2 separate regions of the Homo sapiens genome follow, and region 1 is linked to region 2. The links are chromatin contacts, found by Hi-C or POLR2A ChIA-PET in ENCODE. All regions are on one chromosome and are shown on one strand. The core of a region is the stretch at or near the end of the contact, and the rest is flanking DNA. Distances in the headings are between cores, read along the strand shown.

What was found. A loop is a pair of places that touch in the nucleus more often than their neighbours do. ChIA-PET counts read pairs that join two places held with the same protein, here RNA polymerase II (POLR2A). Pooled maps may share reads with other maps.
Region 1: a loop to region 2 is called in a map of PC-3, with 2.5 times the contacts of the local background. The contact joins two enhancer-like sites. A Hi-C loop is called at or near these places in 6 of 168 maps with a recorded cell type or tissue (CD4-positive, alpha-beta T cell, CD8-positive, alpha-beta T cell, PC-3 and 2 more) and 9 of 50 pooled maps. POLR2A ChIA-PET finds 5 or more read pairs at or near these places in 4 of 52 experiments (CD4-positive, alpha-beta T cell, HCT116, Panc1 and 1 more).

What each region holds. Positions count from the first base shown.
Region 1 is chr9:21,614,411-21,619,432 of GRCh38, reverse strand. No RefSeq gene overlaps it. Among named protein-coding and RNA genes, the nearest start is that of MIR31HG, 57 kb to the right of the region's middle. Within about 2 kb of position 3,137, at least 4 of the 41 ENCODE cell types and tissues checked have a DNase peak (open chromatin) inside an H3K27ac peak, as active enhancers do; they include HCT116, PC-3 and Panc1, where a contact is called at or near this core.
Region 2 is chr9:21,574,725-21,580,095 of GRCh38, reverse strand. No RefSeq gene overlaps it. Among named protein-coding and RNA genes, the nearest start is that of MIR31HG, 18 kb to the right of the region's middle. RefSeq lists a silencer at 3,067-3,116. Within about 2 kb of position 3,340, at least 10 of the 41 ENCODE cell types and tissues checked have a DNase peak (open chromatin) inside an H3K27ac peak, as active enhancers do; they include HCT116, PC-3 and Panc1, where a contact is called at or near this core.

The DNA of each region.
Region 1 (5,022 bases), core at 1,888-4,387, 40 kb before region 2:
CCAGCCCAGATAGCCTGACTCTAAAGCCCACACTCTTCATTAGGCTCTACACTCTCCCTGGGCTCTGTGACCCGAAGTGTAAGAGGCAGAGAGCCTTTATCAACTCAATTCACTTGGAGGCTCTGAGTAGCAGGTTTATATACTTCGATTAACACAAACTGATGAAATTGTTACTTGATATATGCAACTTCTTTACCGGGTATGCTCTCTTAAAGTACAGATGTATATATACCATGCTTGTATGGTATCTATATATCTAAATCACCTATATTTATATTTATATTCTCCCTTGCTGATGAAAAGGTAAGGAAACTCAATCTGACTTCCCCTTGTAGTAATGATGATAAGGTCATTTGGATTAACTCTTCTGTACACTGGAACTACAAACAGCAAAAAATTAATAAACACAGACATTCACAGCAACCTAGATGAATTGCTCTTACATACATTGAGTAAAAAAAGTCAGACACAAAAATATAAACTGTATGATTCCACTTATATATGAACAAAACTAAACTATTGTACTTAGGGATGTATGTTTAGATGAGAAAAGAGTAAAGAAAAGCAAGAATTCGAGTATCAGCAAAGTCATGGTTGTGATTCTCTTAAGAGAAAAAGAGGGTATTATGAAGGGAGGGGTCACAAGGTGGGGATTCTAGAAAGTGGCAACTTTCTATTTCTTGACCTGGATAATGGTTACACAGCTTTTTGCTTTATAATAGTTTTCTAAGCTGACATTTAAGTTATCTCTATATTATATCTAGCAATAAAAATGTTTGGAATGAAAAGTCAAGAAAGTAGTACAACTATTAAGTAGCAAAGAATCCCACTATAGTGATGACATCTGTACAGTGATGAATAATTAGAAAATATAAAGTTTCTCAGTTGTGATTGGGTCAGGAGGACCCCCTACAACAGAAGCACTAAAGGGAATTTTAAAGGTGCAAGTTCCCATGATGTCTTCATACTAGATTTTCATTCATTTATTCACTATTATTTATTGAGTACCTGTTATGTTCCAGGTACTGTAGGTGCTGAGGATACTGCAGTGAACAAAACGACAAATCCTTACTCTTGCGGAGCTTATAGTCTAATATGGCTTCAGAAAGAATCTCCATTTTTACAGGATTCCTGTGTGATTCTTAAAATGAGAACAACTGGCCTATGCACTAAGCTTTTCTTCAATCATTCCCAGTCTGCACTTGAAAGACTCGTGTGAATAAAGTTAGAATTTAAAGAAAATTAGTCTCGATCTCCTGACCTCGTGATCCGCCCGCCTCGGCCTCCCAAAGTGCTAGGATTACAGCAGTGAGCCACCTGTAATCCTAAAGCACTTTTGTATAAGTTTTAAAAAATTTGTTACAGCAATTTAATAATTTAAATAGAATCACCTTCAGGAACATAGATACACAAACAAAAACTCAAGCAATTTAATTGAATGGTATATTTAAATGCACCAAATTCTTTAAAATCCTCCAGAATTGACTCAAGTTCATGGATATGAAAAGGTAATTTTGAAGTACTACAGACAAGCGTAAAATAGGCAAAGTCGTTACTTTGCCTTGACCAATAAGACGACAGCCTGTGGATACATTAGACATTTACAAGAGCACTTCTAAGAAATATTAGAGTGAAAAGTCATTAAAAAGGAACATAAATTATTTCATAAGGATACTTTTATAGCTAACAATTTATTTGGTTCTCCAAGGCTTACTTATTTTTATTTTAGAATACCAAACACAAGTTGAGTGTTCAGAATAAGAAATTAGTTAATGGGTACAATGTATGTTATTCAGGTGCTGAATACCCTAAAAAGCCTGGCTTGACCAACATGCAATCTATGCATGTAACAAAATTGCAAAAAAAAAAAAAAAGAACAAAAGTAAATAAATAAAATTCTTTAGCTAATACAGTCAAAAGAAGAAATACCTGTGTAGAAAATAATTCTTTTTTTAATCATCCTTCGAAACTTCAGGTCCCACTTCCCTGTCATTAATCTTTTGAGATTTAAAATTATTCCGCCCCCATCATTCTCATCCTGTGTGTATGTGTGTGTACCTGTGTGTGTTTTCTTAGCATAAATGGAATTTTGTAAGCAAGTGGTTCTTTAAAGATGTAATAAAGAAACTTCTCTGGTTCTGTTTTAATTCCTTCTCCATGACTTAGCTTCGACAGATAAAATTTTATTCAGGGGCTACAAGAGCTTCTTGAATTCCAAGTAGTACTCCTAATCTCTAACAAACGAATCTAAGTGTCATTAAAAAGATAAATAAAACAGGCCGGGAGTGGTGGCTCACTCCTGTAATCCTAGCACTTTGGGAGGCCGAGGCGGGCGGATCACAAGGTCAGGAGATCGAGACCATCCTGGCTAACACAGTGAAACTCCGTCTCTACTGAAAATACAAAAAAATTAGCCGGGCGTGGTGGCAGGCGCCTGTAGTCCCAGCTACTGGGGAGGCTGAAGCAGGAGAATGGCTGAACCCGGGAGGCGGAGCTTGCTTGCAGTGAGCTGAGATCGCGCCACTGCACTCCAGCCTGGGTGACAAAGCGAGACTCTGTCTCAAAAAAAATAAAAATAAAAATAAAATAAATAAAACAATCATATCAACAAAACCCAACAAAGATATGAGATCACTTTATTTAAAAATCTCTTATTTACTGTGCAGAACCCTCTTGATATAAAATGATAGAACTGAATATAACATAGAGCCCAGGTCTCGACGCCCATTCATTCACTCATGCATGCATGTATTCATTCATTCAATGTGCCAGGCACTCTTCTAAGTCCTGGGGATTCATCTGTAAACAAAACAGGAAAAAATTCCTGGCCTGATGATGGTTACATTCTGACTCTGTGTATGTAAAGGGGAAGTGGGAAGGCAGATCGTAAACAAAATTTAAAAGTAGGCTATTAGGAAATCAGAGTATAATAATTGCTATAGACAAAAATAAAGCAGGCTTTGAAAGAGGGAGTTGTGGGTAAGAATAAGATTTGAAATTTTACATAGACTGGTTAGAGAAGCCCTCAAGGAGAAAGTGACATTTCTGTAAAAACTTGTAAGAGGTGAGAGAGTGAACTGCTATGACGTCTGGGAGCAGAGCATTCCAGACGTGGGTATTCAGATTTGCAAGAGCCAGGGCCTGGGGTGGAAGCCTGTACTTGGTCACTTCTCAGAACCTGAGTTGTAAAATGAGCATATTAATTCACCCCACTACCTCCACCCCCGAGTGATTCCAAAGGTTATATGAGGTAATGGAGTTAGTCATGGATATGAAATCTGACACATAGAATTTCCAATTTTAAATTTACCAGTCATTTGTTTAACATCTAATATATACCAAATACTGAGTATATAACTATAAACAAGAACTGCTTTATGATATGAGGGAAATTGTAATCTTATTTTAGAGACACTGGTGAGGGGATAATTTTAATATGTGGTATTTTCTATAATAAATTTAGGGTATTATGGGAAGTATGTAGAGTAGAAAATATAATCCACATTTTTTGGATGAGAAAACTGAAATATAGAGATACTAACTGATGCAGCAAAAGATGGTGTGTGTGTTTTGAACTCTGTTTTTCTGACCTATGCTTGCATCAAATCCCTCTAGTATAATCATCTCCTAGGCTAGCGGGTGCGAACAAGTGACGCCTAGGATGAAACTCATTATTCCTCATTGCTCCTGCTACCATTTTACCCATTGCAGCATCACTCTGAGGCTAATCAACAAAGAAACAGCCAACTACCTGGCACATGGGCCTTTAGTCTGGGAACTTAAGATAAGCTTTCCTTCCCAGAGCCTGCAGAGCCAACGAGTGTAACTAAAAGTTGTCACTGGGGTTTGAGTGGGAGGGGGATTGATAGAGCAATCAGGATGTGGGAAATGAAAATAATCACAGCTTTCACTTGTTTTTTCACATCTGTTTTCTCTTTTGATCCTTGCAACAGTCTCACTAATTAAGCAGGAGTTGTTAGTTCTATAAAAAGCAAAACAAAACAAAACAAAAACCTGTTTAAAGACTATAAGCACTTTGCTCAAGGTCTTATGGTTAGGAAGTGGGAGAAACAGAACTGAAACCCAGATTTCCATCTCCCAACTCCATTGTTCTTTCACTGATTCCATTTGCATTGGAATAGGGGGAGCTAAGGAATAGAATATTGAGGACTCTGGGTCTAGATTCCTTCAAAGGTAAAATGGAAGGGGAGGAGCCATGGGCTAGGTGATATCGTGGATGCCTTTGCATAGGCTGTAACTTCTGCTAGAATGCCCTCCCCCTCCTCTTCCTCTATACAGGGATGCTAATATGCTTCTTATAGAAAATAAACTGTACATTTTGGAGCAGTTTCAGATTAACAGAATTATTGAAAGATAGCTCAGAGAGTTCCCATATACTCACATCCAATTTCCCCTATTGTTAAGATCTTACATTAGTATGGTAATGTGAGATAATTTGTCACAATTCATGAACCAATGTTGATAATTTTTATTAACTAAAGTCCACATTTTATCAAGTTGTTCTCATTTTTTTCCTGGTATTCTTGTTCTGTTCCAGATTCCCATCCAGGATACCACATTACATTTAATAGTCATCTTTCCATAGGCTCCTGTTTCCCTGACTTTCTTAATTTTCAATGACCTTGGCAGTTTTGAGGATTATGGTCAGGCATTTTGTAGAACTTCTTTCACTGAGATTTGGCTGATGGTTTTCTTGTGATTAGGTGGGGATTATGTGCTTTTGGAAAAAAGACCACAGAGGTAGAGCACTATTCTAGTCACATAAAGGGTATATGCTGTCGATATGGCTTATCAATTTTGATGTTAACACTGATGACAAACAAACAAACCAACAAAAACAATAACCTTTACGTATATTCCCAAGTCTGTCTGTCTGTTTCACTTCCTGTTTTTCCTCTCTCTTCTCTGATGTCATTGGAAAAATTAAGCCAGGTGTGGTGGCCAGCACCTGTAGTTACATATATTCTAGAGGCTGAGATGGGAGGATCACTTGAGCCCAGG
Region 2 (5,371 bases), core at 2,091-4,590:
TTTATAAAGGTTCATTTTACTTAGTATTAGAAACAGTTTTGCTTCAAGAAACTGGGATATTTTGCAGAGTTAAGTGGTCAGTAATCTGCCTAGTTTGAGAAAGCTGAATTAGCAATTCCTTCAGGAACAAATGGCTTACTCTTGTTATTTGAATGTTCTTTTTTGAAATATTTCATCAGCATCATACATACACCATTTCTTCATCATTTAATGATACCATGGTGTGTTTTAAGAACCCTTGTATCTATACTTTGTTGGCTCAGTAAATACGTTATTTTCTCTGAATCTACTGGATCATTACATAGCACATTTGTAGAGTTTATTTCACCCATACCTCAGTGCTAAATGTGATTATTCCTTGTTTCCAGGGAAATTTAGTATTGGAGAAGCACAGCAGGCGAAGCTAAACCTAGTGGTAAAATTAGATGGACACATAATTCTGAGTGTTTACTCAAAGGGTTCCAGTACTGCTTTATCAATGCAGGAAGAAAGATTTAATCTTCTCTGTATGATCAGCGTCTTTCACAATACCAGCCATACGTTTGATTCTTGAGAATGTTTGTTGGATAAACGAATAATATAAAAATTCAGTCATTATATGTTTTTTTCCATTCAGATATCAGTCTGGCATGCTACTGAGGTTAACACCAGTGTAGGGTGCTTGCATTCTGGTGAACACATGTTATTTCTCAGGAACCACAGAGTCTTTCGTGGCCTGACACAGGAGGTTGAGGTGGAGTAGAGTCTGGCATTAGGTGTCTTCTGTGTGCCAGTACCAGCTCAGTACTTTACCTTTGCTTTGTGATTAGCTGGACAAAAGCACTTCAAGGAGAGCATGATTATTCCCACTTTACAGATGGTTCAGGACTGTTTGGTCCCAAAGTCCTTGCTAAGGAGAATTTGTTTAAGAATAGAATTTAAACAAACGTTATAACAAGTTAACATTATTTGGCAGTGGCTGAGAAGTTATCAAGCACCAGAGAAGAAAGAATTATGTGAATCTTATTAATTTCCTCTCCAGACTCCATTTAACAAAATGCACACACACACACACACACACACACACACACACACATACACACATGCACAATATTAAAACAAGTCTTGGAATTCAGCCTTTGCAGGCCCCAACTCATACCTCCAATTACATTTATAAGCCCTTTTTATTACAGAAAATGCATTTAAGAGGAATTATGTAAGATTTATTTAAGGCGAAACCCATGAAAACTTTTTTTCTTTTCTACTTTTGTTTTCAAGCTCAGGTCAAACTGAAAGAGAAAGTAAATCAGGCAAAGAAACCTCTTTATTTTTCATTACAGTAGCACTCAAATGGTATATGTAAAATAAGCTAAATTTTTAAGGCTTCTTTGTAATTTTTAAAAATCACAAACAATATTAAAATTCCAAGTAGATTGGGATGCATACTCACTTATAAGAGTTATGACAAAATGAGGATTAAAATATTTATATACAAAAGGATTACACAAATTTAGAAGAAAATCAGTAAGACCATCCTGCATAAGAAAGATGAGAACTGACAGTTAACAATAAAGAAAGATAAATGGCTTAATAAACATTGTAAAATCTTTAACATCACTAACAATTAAAAACAAAAGTGAAGACAATAATGCAGTTATATTTTCTCCAATTAAGCAGCAAGGTTAATTTTTTATTTTTATTTTTTTAATGCACAATACAGGTAGAAGTGTAAATTAGCCAACAAGTTTTGTAAAGCAGTGTATAAATATGTATCAAAGAAGCTTTAAATATGTTTCTAGAGTGCTAATCTAAGGAAATACTCTGAAATGCAAGTAAATATTTAAATATAAAGGTATTCTTTGAAAATATTCTTTTATAAAGTAAAAAACCAGGAAATTCAATGTCCTCAAATAAGAAGCACATATGAAAACCATTTAATATGCTGGAAAATAAATTCTTGTGACCTAATAATAATAGTTATAAAACAGGCTATATAAAACTACATGACAGTATGATTTCAACCATGGAAAATGATACTTAGTGAAAGATGTCAATAGCAGTGATAACAATGGTTATCTATGCTTATTTCAATTATTTTTACTTGCTTCACTTTGTTTTTCTGTATTTTCCAAGTTTGCTGTCATCATTAGAAAAAAATTATAGAAGAAAAGAGAAAAACCAGAACAAAAGCAAAACTCTCATCATATAGGCTCAATTAGATGCAGAAAGAGAAGAGAAACTTAATGCTGGGCATCTCAAGTTGACGTGAGTTTCCTTTGTGGTCCAGCTTCTGTATAGCATATCTAGCATCAAAAATCCAACCCAAACCAGGTATTGATTTTAGTCGACCACCAGATCTATCTGATACAAAACAGAATGACAAAGTGACCATCCAAGTAAATACATCATTAGGATGCATCAATCTAATGTCCAGAACAAAGGAGGTGATGGCTCAGCCTACTGTGGACTCACCAGCCCCTGTCTGGATGGTATGGTTAGCGCTGTGCACCTGAAACAGAATGGTGAATAACTACAGTCTGTCCAGAAGAGGGTAGCCATAATGGCAAAATGTCTTGAAACCCTATGACATTGCTGCTTAAAACTCCTCCCTGTTTTTTTATTATTTTTGGAAAAATGTCCCTAAGTCTACAAAACCCAGCTTCATCTGGGAAGACCCTCCCTGACTCAAAAGTCTATTCATGCAGTTTTTGTTTCAATTCCTTCTATAGATCAAGTTACTCCTCACTTCAAAACTTAGAATCCCCTGGCTCGTACTTTGAATTATTTTTTGAATGAAGGAATGAATTCTGTAAAGCCTGTCTGTATATTTTTATGATCACCCTCCCCTTCTACATCTTAATTTCTACATAATGTTTAGAAAATGAGATTCTAAATCTGAAAAAGAGAAAACAGGTGGGAGAGGAGGGGATATGATTCCTTCTGTTTAACTCCATTAACTAGAATTAAGATTAATTACAGTTCTAAAACCATAAGGAAGAACGTTCTAAAAACTACATTTAAAAACTAGTATTGGTGCAAGGAACTCCCCTGTATGAAGTGTGTGCAAGTCATATTTGAGCATAAGCATGGGTTGGAGTTATCATAAAGGGGATTTTTCTGTCAGGTAGCTGAGTTTCATTACTCTCAAGAAATTACTTCAAAGTACGTGATTCTGTGACTTAGCAATCTCTTTGGCTATAGAGGCACTACATAAGGAAGAGAAGATTTAAGATGACAGGAGGCATAGAGCTAAACAAAGAAAAGCTTGGGGAAAAAAAGGAAATGTAACACTGTCTCAAAACATTTGATCTCATCATTTCGAGCCTTCTCTGAGGCTAGGGTTGGCAGGCCTCCCAGAGAAACCAAAACAAAGCAACGTAACAGGGCACCACAAAACAAAAGGGGACCTAAGCTGGGCAATGAGAAGATGAAAGCACTGTGTCCAGATTCACTGAAGAGAGAGACGAGATATGAAAGGCAGCCTTTCTCTTTAGGGTCCTTTTCAATTCACTTAAAAGCACACCTTTGAAATGAATGTCCTCAGCAGAGAGAGGGCCGTTCCCTGAATCCAGAAGTTGAGGCGTTAATTACCATGGCTAAAGGAATGTGTTGAAATGTCAGTGCAACTGCTTTCTCTATCTTCACTATCCTTAACCAAAAGTTGTGTCATCAGTCTGGAATGAGCAATGCCTGCTCAACAAACCCAGCTTTTTTCCTTCTCTTTGTATTTGCTTATTCACAGTTCAGAAATTGTCCAGTGACCTTCTTACTGTCTAACCAAGGGAATTCATATTGTTGTGGAAAGGAAAACAACTTCCATTTGGTTTGAGTGAAAGATCCACATGATGTTTCTGTTTGAGACGTGAAAGATGAAAACTGAGCTATACTGTATAGCTTAACCTTATTAAGGGGTGATTTGTTTCCCAGCTACAGTGTGGAAACTCCTTGTGAGGTAGAACACAAATGTTTTACCTTTTTTGACTGCTGCTAAAAGGTATTTATGTTTTTTGGGTGCTATGATGTTTATTGGGTTCTCACTATGTTTCAGGCAATGAGCCGAGTGATTTGTATGCATTATGTCCTAAATCCTAACAATAGCCTGGAAGTAGATCCAATTATAGCCCTTTTCACAGAAAAAGCCTAGAGCGGGTAGGTTGCTTACTTCAAGTCTACAAGCTTCTAAGAAGCAGAGCCAGTTATATATTTGAGAGTTTCATATATTTGCACATCACCTGTCCGCTGTAGTTCAGCATAAAACATTGTCATCTGCTGCTATGGACAGATAAATATCCTTCACACTTCTTGTTCATTATGACAGAAGCAGGTACAGTAAAAACAAATGATGTTCAGAGAATGGTTCATATCAACTGTATACTCTTTTTTGCTGTAAGAATTGGGAAAGGCCAAGGTGGGCGGATCGCTTGGGCCCAGGAGTTTGGGACCAGCCTAGGCAACATAGGGAGACCACAAATCTACAAAAAATTACAAAAATTAGCCTGATATTGTGCCATGTGCCTGTAGTCCCAGCTACTTGGAAGGCTGAATTAGGAGGACTGCTGGAGCCTGGGAGGTCAAGGCTTCAGTGAGCAGTAATCATACCACTGTACTCCAGCCTGGGCAACAAAGCAAGACCCTGTCTTACACACACACACACACACACACACACACACACACACACACACAAAATTGGGCAAGTATGATAGTATCAGAATTAGGAAACACATAATATTACATTTATTTTAACTTTGTTATTAAAAATTTCAAGTACATTTCAAAGTAGAGAGAATATTATAATAAAGCCCCACATATTGATCACCTAGCCTTAATAATGATAATTTTACTGTATTTCCTTTGGCTACTATCTCTTTGCTCAGTTGTTTTAAAGTAAGGTCCAGATACCATTACCTCAGCCTTTAAATTCTTTAGTATGGATCTCTAAAATTTGAAGACATTTTCTTACATACGATTCACTCCTAAGAAAATTAACAAGTTCCTTATCATGTCATACCCAGTTGGTATTTAGATTTCCCATATGTCCCCAATTTTCCACCAGTTTTTTTTTGTTTGTTTGTTGTTTTTTACAATTGTTGAAATAAGTTCTGCATGATAGTGATGAAAGGGATTTCAGAAAACTTACTTCTACAGACAAAGCAAATGTGGGATGGATTTGGAAGCAGAGAAAAATGGGATGGGTACCTGTCCAGGACTTACCACATGCAGTCTGGGAACTCAACTTAAGTCACCAACACTACTCTTAAACCCCACCTGGGTCTGAGCTTAAATGAAAAATCATAGCATGAGGATTAAAATCATAGGCTCTTTAATCAGAATGCCCAAAATTCTCCACTTACTAGCTGTGCAACCCTGGGCAAGTTAATCTCTTTGTGCCGTA